Linked DNA regions of Homo sapiens: region 2 is linked to region 1. Evidence: chromatin loops called from intact Hi-C (ENCODE). Cell type or tissue: Panc1. All regions are shown on one strand.

Region 1 (2,500 bases):
AATGTTTCTATCATGGCACTGAGGTGTGTTTCCTTAGAACTAGGTTCTGCCTCATATGACTAAGATGTCAATTCTAGGCCCAAATTCATCATCATCATCACTCAGAGGTACTTTATATGGTCAAACATTGTGCTAAGCTCTTGACTTTCATTAGATCCGCAAGTGAAGTAGGTGCCATTTATTATCTCCATTTTTTGGAGGAGGAAACTAGGCTTAGCTGGAAACTCAGCAGAGCTGGGATGTAAACCTAGGCAGGCGAGCTTAAGCACTGGATAGAGTGCGAGAGAACTTTCTAGCCCAAGGCACAGGCAGCTTCTCTTCACAAGGTTCGTAGAAGGGGCTAGGCGACCACAGGTTGGGGACTTACGATGCCGGCTGGAGTGTGGAATTGCTGATGAAGGTAACATGCTAAGGTCCAGGCTTCCAGGACTCTCTGCCAGGTCCGGCTGGAAGCAGCAGAACTCTGTCCTCTTCTGCTGCTGTGGAAGCCCCGACTGGAAATGCAGCTCTGGAGTCTCCCTTTCTCTTCGTTAAATCTCATTAACACTTGTGGGAGTTACGCCCCTGCCTCAAGGAGAACACAGACCTCTAATTGCTGTGAAAAGAGGCCTGGGAAACCCCGTTCCTCTACCACCCCTGACTCTGGGTCTCCTCCTCCTCTGCTCACCGCTGGCGGGGGCTCTTCCAGACTCTGCAGCCCTGGCTTGGTCCCCCAGATTATTAAGTCATTTGTAAAAATCAAACTCATGTGCTCTCCAGAATGTCTTTAGGTCAGCTATCACAACAGCATGGTCCTCTGAATTTTTTTCCCGGGTGCATACAGCAAATGGCCAATCCAAGTGCAGTGTAGAGAGATGGCAGGTCTGCAGTCTGTTTGGTCTTCATCCTCTCTGGGGAATCTTCTTTTTCTCTCCCAGTACCACAGACTAATATTCTGATTCACATTCTGTGATGCTGCCGTTCCTTCTTTCTTTTGTTTTTCTTTTTTTTTTTTTATACCTGCATAAACAGCAATGTCCCAAGCTATGTAGACCAGAGCAGTAAGCCAGTGATGAGCCGTGAACACCTGGACACTGATTGGATGACATTTGCAAAGAACTGGGCGAAGCATCTGGGAGCGAATGCTTGCGCTTGGCAGCAGAGCGGCTGGCGCGGGAGAGCCAGGGTCATCCCAAGAACTCTGTGTGATCCCAGTCCAAGGACAGGAGACAGGGCTTTCCTTGAAGGGAGGTACTGAATGAAAGGTGAGTCACGTAACTACAGCGGAGCGAAAAGGAAACAGAGAATGGTGAAGTCAAACAAAGGGGCAGGAAGAAAAAGAGACAACAGCGTTCCTCCCACCCTGCAGGGAGAAAGGAGCCGCCGCCATAACCTCAACTCAGTCCTCTCCCGCCATCTAGTGGTCATGCTTAGTGACTGCAGCACAGACTACTAAGGGGAATCGTGACACAGGGAGGTGTCGGTGAGATCGCTACCTTATGGCCTGAAGAGTAGACATACTCAACACAAAGGGTAACTCGAGCCAAAACCATCACCAGGAAAACAGGCCCTTTTCTGTGGAAGGGCTTGTTTGTTTTGATTCGAAATACTGTGCAATTAAAGAACAGATGTGTGTCTTGCTCAATCTGCAGGTTAATGGAGGTTGGCTTGGAAATTCCCCAGCCCCTAGCAATTTCTTTAAAAAGGATTCACGTGTGTAGCACACGATTAAAATCTCTGTCAGGAAAAGCCAGTTTTTTATGAATAAAGACTATTTGTTACTTCTATTTTCTGACACAATCCAGAAGCCAAACATTCCTTACATTTTGAAGAGGATAGAGAAGGAACCCTGTCACATCAGATCCCTTGTCTAGACTCCACTCCCTAGTCAGGGAACCTCAGGTTTTTATCCTCCTCTAATAATTAGCTTTCCTGTGAAAAATACATGACGCAGGTTCTGGTCAATTTTTTTTTCTGCAGATTTTCTTTCCCCATTCTCAAATACGAAATATTTGAAGTTCCCAGTGACCAAATCTTGGTACAGGTGTTGGCTGATTGAATTATAAAATGTAGAGCTTTTTGGCAGCAAGAACTAATGTGTAAAGAATAAAACATATATACACAAGGAGTTACAGCTTCACAAATATATATGTCTACCACAAGTAATTGTGCTTACCTATGCCAAAATTTTCACATGTATTAGATTCTAAGAGATGACAAAAAGATCAAGTAAATACAGCCTGTCAACATTCCTTTTTGTCTGTGCCTATATATATGAGATGAACAAAATTTGTAGATCTAAGCAGCAGGGTGCTTTCTCCAGGTTCCTCTGCATTCTTTTCTGGGTCACTATAAATCTATATATCTTTGACTGGATATAGATAAAGGTGCAGCCTAGACCTGTCCTTATAGAGAACGTCTGATGTTTGTTTGTTCTACAGCACATCTGTGCAGGTCTGTGGGGTCACCAGTTATTCTGGGAGTGATAATGTAGGCTCCCTTATGTAAGGCAAGCTGTGTT
Region 2 (2,500 bases), 690 kb before region 1:
CGTTCCAAAGTGTCTGCCGGATGTGATCTGCAGGGAGACTGTTCTTGCAAAGGTCGAAGCTAAGTTGAAGAGGAACGATGTGGAGGAAGCCTTTTGCTTTAGTCCCTCCCCACCTTGGTTCTTAGCCTTGGAGTCTAGTTTGCATAATCCTACTGGGCCTCTGTGGTCCCAAACATTTTCCATAATGGGCAGGACAGTTTTGGAAAAAAGAAACGGAGTGTCATTTTGAAAGAAATTTAAAGAGGGTTTGAGAAATACCGATTTCTTTTCCCTTCAACCTCTGGAAAACTAATGTCTGGTTGTTTTAGTTGGATTAGTGAAGGTAACAGTACAAATACAATAAGGTGCTTTGTTTGTGAGCAGGTTTATTTATCTAAGTCGACACAATGGTTAGTAGTTATCTTCCATTTGATCCGTAATCTTTATTGGCATCTAGAACTCCTGTCGTTTCTTAGAGTAATATCATAATAAATCCATTCTGCTTAGAGCTGTGTGGAAATTATTGAACATTCAGGGGGCTGAATAAAGAAAGGAGAAGCGTCGTGTGCCTTAGAGGTGGCAGAGGTTTGTATTGGTGCTTAGTTTTGTTTCCAGAGCTCATGTAATGGGAAGTAGGATTGTATTTTTTGCCTTTAGTGGTTTGGTTTATAACTCCTCCTGAAAACTTGAACGGTTGAATTTGATGGTCTTTGTTGGATGGTTAATAAATAAATCCAGTTTCTTATAGAGGGCTAGAAATATGCATGGCCTATAGGAAATAACATTTGAAATTTGTTAGCATTTTATGTTAAAATATAGTCAGAGATTATTATATTTCATATTTCCTCCAAACTGTGGTAAGGATGAGCGATGTCAAATTTCTATCGCTGATGAGGTTGATATGCTGCTTCTCGGATTCTCTCTCTCCCTTTCCATGTGTCTGTAGAGCAGAGGAGTTTAAACAAAAGAAACCACTTTCTAAGATCCTTGGTACACATTATTACTACTACTTGGCTGCAGTTCACTTCAAGGTGAAATAAGCTTTTAAAAAGCAACATTTATTAGGAAAATTAACTCAGTTGGCAGAAGATGTAGCTCTTAAGGTAACTTTGTTTAGGCACCTTGACAATCAACAAATTGGCATTATGAAATTAAAGATGATCAACCTCTATTTTACCATTGTTTTTCTGCTTCAGTGGATGTGTGCATTGATGTTATTTTTATTTCCTATACTTAATGATTTTCTGTCTGCCCTGAGGGAACATGAGGGTGCTGCTCACATAGGCCACACCTGGGAGTTGTTGCTAGGCGTGGTAAGCTGCTTGATAGCAGTGATGACTTCTCAGAGGTCTCTGGTGAGAGATGTCTGCTTGTTGGTTGGATTCCTCAATTTTTATACTCAACTGTGGAGGTTCTCTATGCAGTCTATAAGCCATTGTTTTAAAATGTTTATTTTTGGATTTTTATTTGTATGCGTGCTTCCCATGATGTGACAAGTCCTGGGAAAAGTGCCAGCTTACATCACCCAGGAGAGACCTTGTCATACTGTAATTACACATGATTCAGATTGCAAGAGAAGGTTTCTCTGTTCATTGGGAATAGTTGTAAGTTCAAGCAACACCAAACATGCCACTTAATCCTGGGACTTATTTTTTGGCTTATAAAGTCTTTCAAAATGATAAGAATAAATATAGAATAAGAATGCCAAGAATTTGTATGTCTACTTCCAGTACCTTTTAAAGTGTTATGTTAGCTATATTGTAGATCTATAAGTGATAGAGTAAAATTCTACCAATTGGAAATTGGAGAAACTGAAAATATGAATTTGTGAGAAATCTGAGTTATAAGATCTTTAAAAGAAATGCTCATATTCTATAATAAATAAGCTGTGTTGGCTATAGTGACAATCTAAATCACTTTCACTGTATACAGTAGCTGCTAAACAGAGATGAGCCTTAGGACTGAGGATGAACTGCTCAGCCACAAAGATGAAAGAGTCCTTAGTTTTGTAAATCTTTGGTTTGGAAAAGTGAATTGATTTTCAGGTTGATTTCCTTTACTTCACAGTAATATTAGAATTTGTAGGAGAAAAAATTATAGTATTTTTAACTTGTTGCTTAATGAGAATTATGTATACCATTTCAGAATTGAGCTAATTGGATTTGAATTAATGAGGTTTTACTCTGTCACAAAGATGGGTGGGAGACCTTCAATTTAAAACTAATGGCACAAAATCTTAGAAAAGAGATTTTGATGAAATGGTGAAGCCTGGAATGTCTATTAGCCATGACAAAACAGGTAGGTCAGAGTATGATGCATTTTTAAACTATTTACCTGCAAAAAAAGACAATATCTTATTTATTAGTACCAAAGATTTGTACTAGTCTGATATGACTGAAATGAATAGTCACATTCAAAACATTTCTTTTAAAATATTAATGTTTTTGTTTTTAGTATGATGTGAATTTGAGTGAACTTTTTTTCCAGTTACAGCCATCCTTACTATTGCAATTTGTTTCAC

What was found. Peaks named below come from ENCODE experiments on the same cell type or tissue, not always from the same donor. Only the 100,000 strongest peaks of a DNase experiment are listed, where the experiment ranks them.
Region 2: a loop joins it to region 1, with 5 times the contacts of the local background. A loop is called at or near these places in 56 of 110 quality-filtered maps.

Annotation. Positions count from the first base shown.
Region 1 is chr9:19,925,070-19,927,569 of GRCh38, reverse strand. It overlaps a transcript of SLC24A2 not described here. Among named protein-coding and RNA genes, the nearest start is that of SLC24A2, 140 kb to the right of the region's middle. RefSeq lists enhancers at 1,090-1,199, 1,125-1,419. In Panc1, CTCF peaks have their summits at 1,200 and 1,404 (motif pointing left); a DNase peak (open chromatin) is centred at 1,399; H3K4me3 peaks cover 304 bases.
Region 2 is chr9:20,617,478-20,619,977 of GRCh38, reverse strand. All of the region lies in intron 2 of MLLT3 (MLLT3 super elongation complex subunit), which reads left to right. Among named protein-coding and RNA genes, the nearest start is that of MLLT3, 3.8 kb to the left of the region's middle. In Panc1, no CTCF peak of the experiment used is centred here; a DNase peak (open chromatin) is centred at 1,517; H3K27me3 peaks cover 246 bases.